Linked DNA regions of Homo sapiens: regions 2 and 3 are each linked to region 1. Evidence: chromatin loops called from intact Hi-C (ENCODE). Cell type or tissue: psoas muscle. All regions are shown on one strand. Each heading gives the region's core, and the rest is flanking DNA. Links, peaks and the distances in the headings are about the cores only.

Region 1 (5,725 bases), core at 412-5,411:
GGAAAATAATTGGTGTGGGGATATCTGCGGAGGACTTACCTTTTTCCTGGACCTCACAGCTCGTTTTCGCCTCCTCTGGGCTCATGGAGACATTTTAAGGCCTAATCATTGCTTTTTAAATTGAAATTCTAATGGCAAGGGAAGGGAAGGATGCACAGAAAACAATGATGGGGAATTCTGGTTCAATCTGATGCTCCAAAAGCCTCTAATTGTTGTCACCTCCACCCTCCTCAACTGGAAAAATGGCCTCTGGGATCTGCCCCCACCTCCCACTTTACCTTTCTGATTGAGAGCACCTCCGGGATATTAGGGACCTGAGGGTCTAAGTCCCGGGTGGGAGCCGCCAGGAGCAGGGGTGTTGGTCTGTGGAACTCCCAGGCCTCAGTGCCTGGTGCTCTCTTACCCTGTGTTTTCATCATAAAAAACAAAGGAAGAGGATTTGATTATTTCTGGTGATGTTAAATGATCCTGGCTTTCAAAGCAGCTCTGACCCCAAGATCTAAGGTGATAAGTGTCTCTGCCATAGACGTTTAATCTGGGCAAAGTGCCACTTATGTTACAAAATGCCTGGGCTCAACGGGCTGGAGGGGTAGCCGGGAAGCCCCAGGGAGGGAACAGCAGGCTCTCTTTGGCAGTATCTAGAGTTCGGTGGATAGTATTTTAAACAGTTGAAATGGACTGGGGAGGCCCTTTCTTATGTCCCCTCAGTCTGGGAAGGGGAGCTCCAGTTAGTGAGGTGGTTTATGAGCTGGACGCTTCCCCCTAGTGTGGGAAAGATAGAGATAGCCAGACCTCACCCTACAAAAATGTGCTTCATGTCTGTGACATAAAATTGGCAGGCACTTTGGAGATTTAGGGACTTGCAGAGAGTGGGGCAGGGCCAGACAACCTGGTGAAAGCAGAGGCTGAGGTGTGATTCAGGGTGGGTGGGGGTATCTGAGGGAGTAAGCCTGGGAAGGTATCACCCAAAACCATTTCCTGAGAGAAGCCAAATACACACAATGCACTCCAATATTGAAAAACACCAGATGATCTGCTTGGAAGGGATATAAACAGGCCAGGCGGATGCAAGTTAATAAAACCTGAAAAAGCCCAGGCAGGAACACTTAAAATGCCCCAGAAACAAAGCATACCATGACAAATTCTCACCCAACACACAAGTACACGCACCGGAATGTTCCCCAACACAGAGAAAAAGAGACTTCCCTACCTTGGGCCTCCACTCGTGAACACTCAGGCGTACCTGCCCAGCTCCAAGAGTGTACACAAATGTGTGCACTCTCATAAAATGACCCAAAGAAACCCCTGGGGCCTGCGGGCAGGCACCGGCTGCACAAACACCCCACAGAGCCAGCCCCATGTCTCCTGAGCCTCGCTAATGCACGATCCATACCCGGAGATAAAAGTCTAGACAATAGATGGCTGTTTATGACAACGAGGCTCTCCAAGTTTGGGGCCAGGCGATAAATCTCTGGCGAATCTTCCTGTAACTCAACTTCTGACTGTAGTGAGGAGAAAACCACTGAGCCCGCCGAAAGGAAAGCAGCAAAATGGGGGAGACTTGTAAATCCTGAGCAGAAGGCACTTTCCTTGCTGGGGCAAGGAGGCATAGGCCACAACACTCACCCCACGGAGCAGTCCTCACTGTGGAAGCTTTCGGATCAAGCTCCAGAGCACAGGCGAGTCAGAGTTCCCCACTGCCTGCCTAGGCTTCCAGGTTCCGGAAATCAGGGCAGAATGTGCAGGCAGAAGGCAGGGCCTGGAGGCTGGAACAGATCCCAAACAAATGATTCTTGCTGGGGGCAAAAGATTTTTTTTTGTTTTTGTTTTTGGTGACTGGAATCTTTTTGCTTTGTGTCACCTGAAGTTTTTCACCCCATGCCTTCCCACCCCTCTCTTTTCTTTTTCCTTTTGGATTGATTAGCTGTTTGTTCCCTTTTGCATTTTCGACCCAGGCATCTGATCGCTAATAAAGAGTTGCTGAAGTTGATCTCATAAAAATGCCGCGAGCTCACTTTGATCAGGAGGACTAGGTCCGAGCCTTAATGTAGGAGCTAAAGCCAGAGAATCAGGGCTCCGGCCAACCCGCCTCTGCTCTGTGGTGAGGCGGGAGATCTGGGTGGCCCAACAGGGCAATCCCACCCAGAAAAGGTATTTTCTGTGCCACTACAACTGGCTTAGGAAACTGAAGCCCAATAGCAGCGGCTCCATTTCCAGCCTGCTTTTAAGACATTTCCTTCATTTTGGAGCATTTGGTGAGGGGGCCAGTGAAACCGGCTCGTAAAATAGGGCTTTTATGGGAAGAAATAGGGTCGGGTTGCTAGCATCCTGGGACAATCTCTCCACAGAGGAAGCTGGGTGGGGCCTGTGGGGGCAAAGGAGCTGTCCTTCTCCCTCCCCACTACCTCCTCCATAGGTCCCAGGAACCTCTGAGCAGCGTCCACCAGCTTAGGTGGCCTGACTTGGGGACTCAGGCTTGGGGCAATGGCCAAGTCTGAGAAGAGGTGGAAGCCAGGAACTAGCAGTCCCACCCGCTTCTTGTTCCCTGGCTGGGGCTGGGGTGTCCCGGGTGCAAGATAAACCACTGACCTGAAAATCCCAAAGCATACTAAAGGGATTATTGCAGGCAGTGATATTACTGTAAGGGAGAGAAATATAGGCAAGAAGGTGAAAGCCAATTTCTAATGAAGTCTCCTTGCTGGCCCAGCCTGTGAACAAACGAGAGCGTCCATGTGTGGGACTCTCTCCGCTTATCTTTTTATTGACTCCACACAGGCTGAATTTACAATCCAAGCCCACTGGAGCATATGTGGGCCCCATTTCTTCTTTCAGCATTTTCCTCCCCAGTTCATGGTCTGTGGGATGGGCTCCTTTCCCTACCACGATCTGCTCTCTAGAACCCAGAGCAGTGGAGGAGGTAGACAAGCTAACAGGAGGCCCCAACGCTGTGTGCGGGAGTTTGCTCTGGGAGCCGCCCAGGGTAGAATTTAGGAGACACTGTCCCCTTCTTAAGCTGCCCCTGTTGTCCGTGTGTTGGAGGGAAGGGTGCTGGAGTCTGCCTTAACTTTGGTCCAGCTACCTGGACAGCTGCCCAGACCGCAGCCGCCTGCTAGCAGCCAGGCTGGCTGATGGCGCTGACTGAGGACACCAAGAGCCAGTGGGGAGGGCCGGATGGCCCTGCTGCAGAGAATTTCAGGTGAAGGCCAGGACTCAAAGCAGATGGAGGGGTCACAGGCACCCACCAGATAAGATACAAATAAGCCACCTGGAGCGGGCTTGACAAGGAAGGGATTGGGGGCCAGGGATGGCTCCTGTACAGGGAGGTATTGATGCTGTGGCCAGAATCCACAGGCTGAGAGGGTGCAGCCTAGGGCAAACATCTCAGCTGAAGCGTCCAGGTAGCCTGGACCCAGGGCTGGGCAGGGAGGCTACTCCAGACCATGGGCATTTTTGCCAGTAAATGTCTAGCTGACCTCAGTGGCCAGGGCCTTCTTTCCTTGACCGTAGCAGCAACTGACAGTTGCTAGAGGTTTTTTGATTTGTTGAAAAACTAAGCCATATCAACACTAGAGAACATTTTAAACTTTATGCCTTACTTTTAAGGGGAGGAATATTACTTTCCAGAAGTCTCTGTTGGGAGACCCCAGCGTTTCCTAGACATCAACTCTTTGACATTCTTTCTTGCATTTCTTTTTTGTTTCAAGGAAATAGGGCCGCCAGCAGCTCCTTGTTGCCGCCTGGCTCACTTTTATGGTGGCCCAGGAATAAACTTTGGTGGTCAAATTCAAGTGCTCAGTCCAGCAGCTGTCTCCTCACAGGATACAGCCCCTACCCCCATCTCAGTCCTGGCTTTGCTGAATCTGCCTTGGGGGATTGGGCCCCACATCACCCTGGAGGGCCAGGAGGGGGAAGGAAGCAGAGCCTTGGGTGGAAGTGGAGAAAGCGGGATCTGAGACTCGAGCCCTCATCCACACCTCTGCAAGGATAGGGGTACCTCTCGCTTCCCTCTTGCTGGTTCCTATCACTGTTTGGGCAGCATTTTGCCTTCAATAAACTCGAGTTTAATGAGGTCAGTGTGAACCCCATTAAAAGCCATAGTCCATAGTTCCCCACCACTATAATTAAAAATGCTGGCCCCATCTCACTCTATAAAAAGGGCTAGAGGAAAAAGGAAACACAGCAGATTTTTCTTTTCATGGCCCCTTACCAACAGAAGTCTCACACTTCAGCAAAGCCCCAATCTAGTTCTTCTTTGCTTCAGTTTAAGATCTGACCAGAACTAAAGGAGTAGCGCCCAGCATTGAGTGCGTAGAGGGGCACCTGAGACCTATCCCTGAGTATTCCAGAACCACCCTGAGAATGGGACCCATGGTGGAGGCAGACTCCACTCAGGTGTCACTTAAATGCTGAGCAAGTTTGAGGAGGCAGGAGCATTGAGGAGGAATGGATTTTAGGGGTTACATATGGAGACAAGCTACAATTTTTTGTGTCCTCCTTATCTGGTTTGGGAGCCGCAGCACCTTATCATGTTTCATCAAGACAAATCCATTCTAATTTCTTTAAGTGGAAACTAATTTTAACTGAGGGTTATGGATGTAAAGAGAGTTCGGGCTATTTTTTGTTTTCCCCTGAGTGTGCATTGGGCTGAGCCCTTGGGGGCTTCGGTTCTTCCCCTCCTTCCCAAACAAATTGTGCCCTGGCAGCTCCTCTTTGGATCCAAGGTTGCTTTCAGCTCATGCTGGTTGCTTTTGGCCCCTTGGACCCAGTCCAGAACCTTTCAATAAAGTGATTTTCAGATGCCCACATGTGTCCTGTGGTGCTCAGAGGGATGGAAGGCAAGGGGTTGGGGATGCAGAATGACTGAGCCTACTTCTTGGGCTACAGCTATCCAGGAGGCTGACAGACTTGTAGGAGGGCAGGACAGGGCTGAGAAATAGGAAGGAGGCACTAAGATCTGGTCACAGCCCCAGGGACAGAGGCTGGGGGCTTTGACTAGGGAGTGGCCGCTGGGCCTCCCCTGATGCCACAGCATCCACCGCTCCTTTCCACTGTCTGGTTAGTCTCTTCTGGAGACCCATACCTGGCCCCACCACCCACCTTACAGTCCTCAAAATCATCCAAGGATAAGAACCCCAAACCTAGTCCCCCCCACCATATTCTTCCTGGACCCCTACACTAGGCTTCTTTTCAGCGCACTAGCTGAGGCTGAGCCACTAAGCCAAAGGGCCCTGACATAGAAGATACATGGCTCTCATTCCAATCCTTTTCTTTGGGGTTTGGGATTTGAAAATCCACAGTGGATGTAGCTTTCTTCACATTGATTGACAATAAAGGCAGGCATGAAATATTCACCCAGGGCCACTCTCTCATACTAAATATTTAACACAACATTAGAGAAGGTTTTTCCCAGACTTCGCCAGGCACCGGCTGGGCGGCTGGCGCACTGCTCACCACTCGTTTATGACTAATCTGACTCCCTAGCCAGGGGCAGCACAGCAAGCCAGACAAAGTTGGGACACTGGCTTGCAGCTGGGCTGCCTCACCTTTGGGAAACTTCAGATACTCTTCCGGGAGTCTCTCTAAGGACTCCAGAAAGGTAGTCTTGACACCCAGCTCTGGCCAGGAAAAGAGTGGACTTCTTCAAACTCTTGTGAACAGGCGGTGTCTCTGCGGGTTGGAAGGGTAAGAGTCCCTGAGATTTAAGGGAAAGGATTCACTTCTCTGG
Region 2 (5,725 bases), core at 362-5,361, 270 kb before region 1:
CATGTCTGGCTGGCTTCAGTCAGTGTTTTAAACTTGTGCTTAGGCCAGGCATGGTGGCTCATGCCTGTAGTCCCAGCACTTGGGGAGGCCGAGACAGGTGGATCACTTGAAGTCAGGAGTTCGAGACAAGCCTGGCCAAAATGGCGAAACCCCGTCTCTACTAAAAATACAAAAATTAGCCAGGTGTGGCGGCAGGCGCCTGTAATCCCAGCTACTCGGGAGGTGGAAGCAGGAGAATCACTTGAACTCGGGAGGTGGAGATTGCAGTGAGCCGAGATTGCAGGACTGCGGGACTGCACTCCAGCCTGGGTGACAGAGCGAGACTCCATTTCAAAAAAATGAAATTTAAAAATAAAATTGTTGTGCTTAAATAAAAATTGGTTTGCTATACTCCTCATGTTGTTATTTGACTCAGCTCTCCCTCTTTAGTTTCCCTTGCCTGTGTGTCTAGGGTAGCTGTGTATTTTGTTCTCACCATATATATAAGGAAAATACAAATATATTACATACACATGCACACTGATCCCAAACCGCTGGTCCCCAGGCCCTCAGCTGCAGCCTGACATAGAAGTAGATGCTTCAGAATTTCCGCCTAGGGCAGACTGGCTGCAGCCTCCACTGAGGTGCCTGCTGGTGTCCTTCTGTAGGGCTTCTTTACCACCAGGCAGCCTGGCAGGACGTCATTTTTTTCTCTGCCCTCATCACCTTCCCTGGCTTCCAATTTCATCTTGTCATTTTTCAGAATCATTTACATGGTTCTCCTGTAGGCTTTTTTTTTTTTTTTTTAACTTTCTCCATTCCTGCATAAAATTCTATAGAGACCAGGGAGGGAAACCCACCATCTCTCTCTCTCTCCCCACTAACCCCTTTCTGTCTGTCACACACACACACACAGTGGCAGGCAGACTTCATCTCTCCCCTAACCTTGCCATGCTCCCAAATAGCAAATCAAGATCACTTCCCTTTTAGGAGATGGGTCCATCCTTTTGGTGGATTCACCCGAGGTTGCTGAAGGGCCGAAATTCTGAAGCATCTACTTCTATGTCAGGCTGCAGCTGAGGGGACCAAATGTTTGGGGTCAGTGTGTGTGTGTATGTCATGTTTTTGTAAAGGTATTTTCCTTAAGCAGAAGGTAGCTTTGACTGTAGGTTAGAATTCTAAGTGTGAGTGGGAGGGGAAGTTGGGGGGTGAGGAAAAAAAGTCCTGTTCTGACCTTTGCGGATGGGGATTCCAAGAGAAGTCTTGGTCCTTGCCTTTCTGGGAACCCTCAGTCTATGTGGGGAAAACTCCAGGTCAGATGGGGTGAACCAGAGGGAACAATGCACTTCTTCACAAACCAACATATAAACACTTGCGAATGAAATCACGCAGAGACATTCATCAGCTTCAAAAGGAGAGCGGAACTGGGAAAGGAGTCGGCAGAATTGAGAGAGGAGAATTTGGGAAAGCTTCTCCATGAGAGCGGTGCCTGGAGAGGTGGGTTGGGAACCGTCGCTGAGAATAAGGCACAGGTCAGCCACCTTTCCCAGCATCTCCTCCTCGCAAACCCCAAGCCAAGGCAAGCTGGATGAAGCGCTCCCTGGGCAGGCCCGGCTCTCCGTGTCCCTCCATCACCTGACCCCGCTGGCTCTCGCAGACCCCTTCCTCCACACTCACTCCTCCCGGCTCTCCTTCTATAATCTCCTGACATCTCTTCAAATCCAATTATTGAATTAATTGACGTACGAACCCAGAGGCAAACAGAAAGGGGCGGCAAACACTGGGCGGCTCAGATTTATCCTTCGGCCTCCGCAGGGCCCGGCCGGACGAGATTTACTGGGCCTCGAACACGGCGACAGTTCAAACCTTTGATTAATCATGTTTTTCTGCCTACCCCATAATTTAGTTGCTCTTTTTCCCTCCCTGCCTTTTTTTTTTTTTTTATCAGCGGAAACAGAGACGGAGTCCTCATCAGCTTCAATTACAAATATTAAGGTCCCGGACAGCACTTTGACAGAGAGGCGGCCAGCCCCCCACTTCGTACCACCCCCCTAAATCATCTCCGAATTAACATCACATCGGCGGCTGGCGCGTGTTCAGATTTAAATGGTGGCATATTGTTCGCGGACGGTCTAGCTCAGAACCGCGAGCTCGCAGCTCCCGCGGCGGGCCCCGCCTCTGCCCACACCGGCCCCTGCGGCCTCCCGGGAGGCTGTGACTCAGGAGTCGCGGGAGGCTCCGACTCAGGAGTCGCGGGAGGCTCCGGGCCCTGTCTCCAGCAGGGGGCTGCAGGCGAGGGCGCGCTGGGGCGGGGGCGGGCGGGCTGCACAGAGGGGTCGGATGTGGGGCGAGTTGGGCAGAGGAAGAGGAACCGCAGATGCCGGGTGGCGGGAGAGGGGCTGGGGCTGCAGGGAGACAGGTGGGTTTGGTCGGGGTTGGGGGTTAGGAGGGGAGGACATGCTCTCTGCAAATTAGGTGCAAACGAAGGCTCAGAATGAGCGAGTTTGGGAACGCCACTACACAGACCTTTGGGTCTGGGATTTTGACCCCTCGCTGGATCTGGAGGGCACCCTTGGGTGGAGAGGCCAGGAGGTAGGGAAATCTCTTGCTCCTTGAGTCATGCGATATGAATGAAGGACGGGTGTGGAGCAAGATTTCTCTATTTCCTGAGCATGTTAGAGAAAATTGGTCTTAAACTACAGCCAGAAGGCTTGAAGATAGTCTTCTGGAAGACCTGGGGTGAGGTTGAAATACCCACCCTCCCCGCCCCCGGGGGGCTTTCGGACTAGAAGTCCCTCGAAATAGCCAGACTTCTTGGAAGGCTTTTGGGGGAACACATATAACTATTGGGCTCTGTCCCACTCAAGAGAAGGAGAAAAGGGAGAGTCATTCCTCTGACCCCATCAATCCTTTGAGAATGAAGGAGCTCAGGAAGAAACATGTCAATCCAGGACTCTAGGTTTCCAGATATTTTTCTATTCATCTGTCTCTTCCCTCTTGTCCGCATCAATCTCCAGGACCCGATTTCTGCCTAGCAACATCACAACCAATCAAGATGCAATTAAACCTGTCAGTTCGGCTCATCCTTAACTGGGATTGGCTACTCGCAGTATGCTTATCCCAAGTTTTCATTGGCTGACGGCCACCTGTATGGAAATAAGAATTACCCGGGACTCTCAGGCCCTTCTCAGCCGTACCGACCTGTGGCTTAGTGCGCTGAAACCTGCAAGGTCGGAGCCGAAACTCCTGGGCTTGCTTGTTGTCCTGCCTTCTCTTCCTCAAAGGAGATCTCTTGAATATTGCCTTTTCCCTCTGCGCCCTGCCTAAGGCCTAGTCTGAAAGAAGTCCGACCAAATAACCTGAAATAATGCGGATTTGCATGCTTTCTGTATCTTCTTTGCATTCTCTAGGTTCAAGGTCAAGATTTTGCCCCTTCCCTCCAATGCCGCCAGTGTTCTAGCCCCTTTCTTCCACGTCCACCTAAGGGGCAGCTTCTCTCCGTGTGAAGTTCCTCCGTCCCGCCCCGGGTTTGCCAAAACCCTCCCTTCTGGCTCAGCTTCCTCAATTCCCTACCGACCCTCCTCCATTTCAAGATCCAGGCATCTCGCAAAACAATCCAGTTTAGGAGGGAGTTAGAGGGGGAGAGGACCCCCCCCCCAAAAAAACCCTCCATCCTCTCTCCCCATCCATTTTCTCCGAGGGAGCCGAGTTTGACAGCGAATTCATTCCGAGCGGGGAGGGTGATTTATTCTTCAAATATACCGACAAGTGCGGGCATGATGGAGCCCATTAAAATGTTGGGAGATTGTTTTTATGATTGAAGTCTGTATTACTCCAACCATAAAGAAAGAGAGCAAGGAGTCATTAGCATTTTCATGATGGTGTATTTCTGCTTGTCTCCGCGCCATCACTCATCTTTACTGCCCGTCCCTTTGCTCTCGCGCTGCTACAACGAGGAGAGACTGCAGCCTGAGTCGGGGCTGGGGATGGGGGGAGATGGGGGCCAGAGATCCGCGCCCCCCACGCCGCTGTGCCCTTCACGCCAAATCCTCACCCTCCCTGAGACGCAGATCGGGGGTGAGAGGCTGGAAACAGACGTAGGGCCTCAGCTTCCTTCTGCGGCTCCTCCTGCCCTTGAAGTGTGGGAGCAGGGGGTCCTGCCCAAATGGTGCTTGGAGATCTGAGCACAGTGGGGTGGTGGGGGGTTACACCCCTTCCTTTCTCTGGCTCTTCACTTGCTGACCTACACTGAGAGCTCTTCAGGGTTATCCACATAGGAGTAAATTCAAGAATTCCTGGCTGAGTGCCTTGGGCTGGAGACATCAGTGTAGGAGAGGGCAAGAGGGAGGAGACCCCAAATCCTTGGGTTTGGAAAACTGGGTTGGCAGGAAGTTGGGAGCCCGGACATTTGGTTTCTGTCTCTGCGATCCCCTAAAGGGCCCTTTGACCTTGCTCCGGGATAAGTTCAAGCCTCCAGTCTCCACCCTGATTCCCCAGCTCCTGCTCCCTCCTAATTCCCTAAATCCTGGACTCTTTCTACACAGTCATTTACAACCAGACCCTCCAGTACTCCAAGGAGCTAATTTACACCCTCCATGCAAATAATGGAGATCAAAATAGTTACTGCCAAGGAATGAGCTTAGAGACAGTTGGCTATGTGTAAAACACTGCCTCCAGATGCCCGAGGATGGTTGGAGTCCCCTGTCCTCATCTCTGTTGTCTTCTTCTTGTTCTTCTTCTTGTTCTTCTTGTTCTTCTTGTTCTTGTTCTTGTTCTTGTTCTTCTTCCTTCTTCTTCTTCTTCTTCTTCTTCTTCTTCTTCTTCTTCTTCTTCTTCTTCTTCTTCTTCTTCTTCTTCTCCTTCTTCTTCTTCCTCCTCCTCCTCCTCATCTTCTTCTTCTTCTCCTTCTTCTTCTTCCTCTTCTCCTCCTCCTCCTTCTTTTTTTTTGAGATGGAGTCTCGCTCTGTCGCCCAGTCTGGAGTGCAGTGGCGCAATCTCGGCTCACTGCAACCTCCGTCTCCCAGGTTCAAGCGATTCTCCTGCCTCAGCCCCTGGAGTAGCTGGGATTACAGATGCATGCCGCCATGCCCGACTAATGTGTGTGTGTGTGTGTGTGTGTGTGTGTGTGTGTGTGTATTTTTAGTAGAGATGGGGTTTCACCATGTGTGTATTTTTAGTAGAGACGGAGTTTCACCATGTTGACCAGGCTGGTCTGGAACTCCCGACCTCAAGTGATCCACCCACCTTGACCTCCCACAGTGCTGGGATTACAGGCATGAGCCACCGCACCTGGCCTCATCTCTGTCTTCTGATAAGACACTAACATATAGAAACATTCATTCCAGGTTGGGCACAGCCTGCCTGCATATCTTATTGCCCCCTATTTGAGTGGGGGTTGGTTGGCATATAGGCTAGGTTAAAGGGTGATGGGGAAGAGGAGGCAGAAGTAAAGGTGGTGAAGTGGAAGTGGTAGCTAGGAAGACATTAAGAGTGATAATAAAAATTAGTGGACCCCCTTCCTGTTGGTCTACTGCTTTCCCATTTTATTTTATTTTATTTTATTTTATTTTATTTTATTTTATTTTATTTTATTTTATTTTATTTTATTTTATTTGAGATAGAGTCTCACTCTGTTGCCCAGGCTGGATCAGGGCTCACTGCAGCCTTGACCTCCTGGGCTTAAGCAATCCTCCTGCCTCAGTCCCTGGAGCAGCTGCATCCACAGGTGCATGCCACCACACCCGAC
Region 3 (5,725 bases), core at 362-5,361, 180 kb before region 1:
AACTTAATGGTGTACTTAGAGGTAATCAAAAACAGTAGATAATCCAAACAGTGAATAATAAAGAAACAATTTCTATTTGCTTTTTGGAATATAGAAGAGACACACTTAGTGACACATGCAAGCTTATATTCAGACATTCTCTCATTCACCTTCACTGTGTCCCACCCTGCAGTCAGTAGCTTGGAAAGGGTGAGGGGCTAGGTATAAAATAACTCATTGAAAGTCATGTGTGTATACATGCTTTGTGGACACATGTTTGCATTGGGCTGGAAATAGGCATTAAAGAGTAAGGTATGCTTATCTCCGTAGGTCCATCAACATATTTGTTAGACTTTTTGTGTATGTTGTGTATGTGTGTGTACAAATCCTGAATGAGTTAAACCAGCTATAGGGAACTGGCTGCCTTCCACCCCTGATCTTGGCTGATGTGTTTGTACCAAACCCTGATATTTATTTTTCATCACCTCTCAAGGGAACTTCAATGAGTTTTCTTTCTGGGAAGTTTATGGCTAAGATGCTGGGCTGCTTTGGGGCCCTTATAAATCTGCTATAATCAGAGGAGGTTTGCAGAGAAAGAGAAACAGCAGCCACAAGGCAATCCTCTCCTGTCCTTTACTTTCTAGCCTAACACACAGTCGCCCTTGTATGAGTACCACCCACATCTACCATCACTCTCCTAGAACCCCTTGATAGAAGGTGCTCAGATAATTCGTTTTATTTATTTCTTTGCTTCTAAGTGGGCCTCTATACTTTGTCAGAAAGAGGAGAATTAAAAAATGTACAAATACATCTACAGTTGAGATTATGAGAAACTGGTTATTTAAACAGTGGTTCTGTTTTATTAAAAAAAAACAAAAAGAATGAGAACAAACTTTTGCAGAAGCAAGGATGGTAAGAGGAGTTGAAAGCCCCTGCATGCTTTTGTAGAAAACTTTAAGAAAAGATTGTCTGTGATGCTCCTGGAAGCAAAAAGCTGGATGATCTGAACATTATTAGGAGGCAAACACAACACAGGAATTCCCTTCCTCCATCTTTCAATGCTGGTAGTTGGGAGATTTTTTTATGAGGGATTTTTATGACAAACTTTACTTTATATTTGACATTTAACAGCATCTCCTGTCCAGGGCATGAGGAAATATAGATATTTATTGACATATGGTGTCAGAAGATCGAGGAAAATTGACTCTGGAGAAGGAAGGGGGAGGGGTTTCTCCCTTTCCCTAGGTATGCAAATTACCCAGCTTAATTTGTGTAGCATATGCTTTTCTGTGCTTTGTGCTTTTCTCAGTAATGAGATTAAGAAATCATTTCATTGTTAATAAAGAACTCAGTGGGGGAAGAGGGAAGATGAGAGACATATAGAAGGAAGCACAATGGGCACCCTGTCCTGTTTGAACCTTATATGCATTCCTTAAATAACACTGGATACAATAGACGTGGGGACAAATGGAACCTGAACTGGGATCCAGGTCCTGGTTCTTGTCATCCTTTTTTAAAACCTCAAGCTTCTGCAGTTTTATCTTGAATTTCACTGTTCTTTGCATTTCTAATAATAAATAGCAGTTCCATATCAAATGATCCCCAAAATCAAGAATTCCTTCCCATTAGCTGTCTTTTCCCTGGAATTCCTTCCTCCCAATTTCTGACTGCTGAAATCCTACACAATCATCATGGCTTAGCTTAGATGTTACCCCCTGTCCGAGCCTTCCTGGATAGCCCTACCTGGAAGCAATTTCTTTACTTTCAACTCCTATCCTCCTTTGACTGATTGTCAGCTATAGTTGTGCGTCTTCTGTTTCTCCCTTACTCAACTATAAGCTTTTGGAGCAGAGGGACTGTGTCCTGAATATTTTATATTCTCTACACAATGTTTAACATAGAGCAAACAATTGTTAAATAAATTTAATGAAGCGGCCGGGCGCGGTGGCTCACACCTGTAATCCCAGCACTTTGGGAGGCCGAGGTGGGCAGATCATGAGGTCAGGAGATCGAGACCATCCTGGCTAACACAGTGAAACCCCGACTCTACTAAAAAAAAAAAAATACAAAAAAATTAGTCGGGCATGGTGGTGGGCGCCTGTAGTCCCAGCTTCTCGGGAGGCTGAGGCAGGAGAATGGCGTGAACCCGGGAGGCGGAGCTTGCAGTGAGCAGAGATCACGCCACTGCACTCCAGCCTGGGCAAGAGAGCGAGATTCCATCTCAAAAAACAAAAAACAACAACAAAAAAATAAATTTAATGAGTGGTATACAGTTGTAAGTAAGAGGCCATGGGTAGAGATGTGGAAGTAAGGGCATTATGGATATTTTAAAGACATTAGTGTTGGCAGGGCGTGACGGCTCACGCCTGTAATCCCAGCACTTTGGGAGGCCGAAGCAGGAGGATCATGAGGTCAGGAGATCGAGACCATCCTGGCCAACATGGTGAAAAATCCCGTCTCTAATAAAAATACAAAAATTAGCTGGGCGTGGTGACACGTGCCTGTAATCCCAGCTACTTGGGAGGCTGAGGCAGGAGAATCGCTTGAACCAGGGAGTCGGAGGTTGCAGTGAGCCGAGATTGCGCCACTCCTCTGCCTGGAGGCAGAGCGAGACTCTGTCTCAAAAATAAATAAGTAAATAAATAAAATAAGATATTATTGTTAATACATGATGATCTCACTCCAACTTGAACTCTAATATGTTGTCATAAAAAGGCTATTTACGTGAGTTTATAATAGCATAAAATGTATATGATGGTGTATTTTTTTAAGTGTATATTATTTTTATTTTTAAGTGTATGTTATTTAAGCAATGTAAAAAATTGTTCATAGAAAAATCTGGAAATAAACGTCAAAATGCTAAGAAAGAAGATACTATTGTTATTAAGATCTGGACATGATATATATCATATTATAGGGAAGTTTTTATCCCTCTGGTAGGTTTATTCCCTTATAACTTATTTATTCATCATCCATTCTTTTTTTCATTTAAATATAGAGCTTTTTCTAGTGCGGAACAGTCAATAAGCAAGAAAACAAGCAATTAAATGATTACAGATTATGATAAATACCTGAAGGACATAAACAGGTTCTTGCTATAGAGACTAACAGGGAATCTTCCTTCTTTAGATAAGAAGATTATGAAAGGCCTTTCTTGTCACTGTAATATATTTACCCTACTATAATTATGAGTTAATTCAATGTATAACCTGAATAACAGTAATAATAAAATCAATAATTGAATAAGAATGACAGCCTTCCCACCAGGGGGCGTTGTTCCAACTGAGCCTTAGGTTTGGCTCCTACCTTGGGCCACCCTTGCACCCTCCCTTCTGCCTTGGGAAGAGGCACAGTCAGGGCCCTCCCCTTGCCTCAGGATGGACCCTGCCCCCTCTTCTCTAGCCTAGGAGCCAGCAAGCAAAACAGGTGTTAAGAGCTTTGATCTTGCAGGAGACTTGGAGACAGATCAAGGTAGAGGCCTCTGAAATAATGACTGGGGATGTGAGAAGCTGGGGGAAGAGATGGAGACAGAGGCAGACAAAAGGAGACACAAATTGCTGTCACAGAGACTTCCTTTTAGCCTCCCATCTCAGTCTCAGTAGGTTCTGGGCTCTGTACTTCTTGGGGGAGCAGGTCAGGGCCTTTAGGGTTTTGAGGAGAGGAAGGATGTCCCCTGGGTGACTTTAGAGACCCTCTTGGTCATTCCCGGATCCTGATATAAGGCTAAAGGCAACCAAGGCTTTGAGAAGCATGCGGTCTGCCAATTCCCCAGCAGCCTCAGGTAGTCCTTTCATTGCCAGGGTCTTGCTTTGACCACGTTCCTGCCCCTCTCCTCCTGGTACAAGTTGGTGGCATGAGTTCATGTCTCTTGTAGAGTATTGATCACATGCCCCACCACTGCTTCCTGTTGGGATAACACACTTCGGTTGTTAGCTCAGGAATAATCATTCCCCTTCTCACAAAGGACTTGACCTCCTTGGTCATGCTGAGGAACACCTCAGACTGCTGAGAAGTTCTTACTTCAGTTAATGCAAGTTTCTCTAATTAAAGTTGTAGCCTTCACCTCTCTTCAGCCTTCTCCCACCCCGCTGAGACCAGCCTCTCTGCAAGCAACATCCTGAACAAGGATAGAGATTATACTTTTGCTTCAAGATAAACCGTACCTCTTTGCTCCACTCATGCACTTAGAGGACTCATATTGCTGGCTTTGAAGAGGTACTTAGAAGAGAAAGAACTGCAATTCCTACTAGCTGCTAAGGTTGTGCATAAGACAGACTTCTGATCATCAGAGATGGACACGGACTTTAGAATAGTGGTACCTCCATAGCCTTTGAAGTCAAACAGCTAAATTCTTGTCTTAGCTGGATCACTTACATCACCTAAAGTATGAGGCATGGAAGAGCAGTTGCACAGCTTCTTCCATCTGCACTTGGGCCAGAACCTGAGATTATACACTGAAGTTGGCTTTAGGTCTGGTCAGGAACTTTATGCTGTGGGTGCAAGGTAAATGAGGTGGAAGAGAAAGTAACATTGCTTGAAAGAGGAAAGGAAGAGTGAAACAAGAACATATATGGAGGGAGTGGAATAGTTAAGCTGACTCCTGAACCCACGGATCCCAGATTTAGATAGGGCACAGAGTTAATAATCTCTTAGATTATTATTATCTTACTATCTTAGTTCTTGGCTGGAAGTCCTTTGGAGTCTATCCCTCAGTGGGTGGCCCTGTTATTTGTTCCCTTTTTAAGCAGATGGAACAGGGCTCAGTGCAGGCCAGTGTGGATTCTGGTGCCAGGGTGACATTAGTGCAGGCAAATATGACAGATTTTCCCGAGGAACTATGTTCAAAAACAGTAGGAGAGGAGGAAAGGATGGGAGCTGGAGGAAGAAAGAGGGTTAGATTATCCTCTCTGGGTTCCTTGAATGAGGGGATGAGATAGAAGATGAGACTTTAGTCAAAATCATGGTCTCTATCAACTACTTTGCTCTCATGCTTTATCCTTTTTCAACTACTTTCCAAAAAACCACATTGCTAATAATTTCCCTGATCCTTTACTCCACATCATGTGAGTTTATCTTGTCAAGTTACCCCTGAGCAGACACTCCTATGGCCCACGTCAGTCAGGGGAACATCTTGAAGTCCCAAGTCTCTTCCACAGCAGGCTCTGCAACACCAAGGCAGCATCTGTATTGGGAATTTCTCTCTTAGACCTAAACTCATTTCCCTTTCCTGTGAACAGCTGTCTGCCTATCTCCCCATTAGTCTCTCCTCTTCTTTTTTCCCCCTTCTCACCAGGCCTATTTCTTTCTATAACCACGGAGCAGAGTCAGGGAGACTGTTCTGTACGTTTCATTCACTCTACTCCATTCTTCCCCTGCAACCCCGCTCACCCCTGTCTCCAATCCTCTTAACTCCTTCCATCCACCACCTGGCCAGTCCTTCTTGCTTGCTTGCTTTCTCATTTCCATTCCCTTTCTTCCCTCCCAATTTTCTTCATCTATGATTCTAAGCTTGAGGAGGTGGGAAGATAAGTTATAGGGGCAGTGTGCATGAGGGAGTGGGCTTCGGGCACAGCAGAAGTCACTGTGGTTAGGCATCAGGAAGGACTAGCAGGAAGAACCTGCTAGACATTGACATGGGTGGCCTAAGGGGCAGTTACCTCCTGACTCATCTTTCCTAATAGATGGGGCAGGGGTGAAGGTGATAGAGACTTAAATAAAATGTGGTTAGAATAAAGGGACAGAGAAA

What was found. A loop is a pair of places that touch in the nucleus more often than their neighbours do. Peaks named below come from ENCODE experiments on the same cell type or tissue, not always from the same donor. Only the 100,000 strongest peaks of a DNase experiment are listed, where the experiment ranks them.
Region 2: it touches region 1 in a loop (3-fold over the local background); 2 of 110 quality-filtered maps call a loop at or near these places.
Region 3: it touches region 1 in a loop (2.7-fold over the local background); 6 of 110 quality-filtered maps call a loop at or near these places.

What each region holds. Positions count from the first base shown.
Region 1 is chr12:53,966,991-53,972,715 of GRCh38, forward strand. HOTAIR (HOX transcript antisense RNA) reads right to left here. Exons shown (of 7, transcript NR_186241.1): 2 at 1,627-1,766; 3 at 279-404. Among named protein-coding and RNA genes, the nearest start is that of HOXC11, 3.3 kb to the right of the region's middle. RefSeq lists an enhancer at 1-295. In psoas muscle, for the core only: no CTCF peak of the experiment used is centred there; a DNase peak (open chromatin) is centred at 3,091; H3K4me3 peaks cover 348 bases; H3K27me3 peaks cover 3,847 bases.
Region 2 is chr12:53,693,386-53,699,110 of GRCh38, forward strand. No RefSeq gene overlaps it. Among named protein-coding and RNA genes, the nearest start is that of ATP5MC2, 20 kb to the left of the region's middle. In psoas muscle, for the core only: no CTCF peak of the experiment used is centred there; a DNase peak (open chromatin) is centred at 2,292; H3K4me3 peaks cover 1,826 bases; H3K27me3 peaks cover 4,004 bases.
Region 3 is chr12:53,788,664-53,794,388 of GRCh38, forward strand. The region is part of intron 1 of LOC105378250 (a long non-coding RNA gene); the gene reads left to right. Among named protein-coding and RNA genes, the nearest start is that of CISTR, 40 kb to the left of the region's middle. In psoas muscle, for the core only: a CTCF peak has its summit at 3,232 (motif pointing right); a DNase peak (open chromatin) is centred at 3,278; H3K27me3 peaks cover 1,813 bases.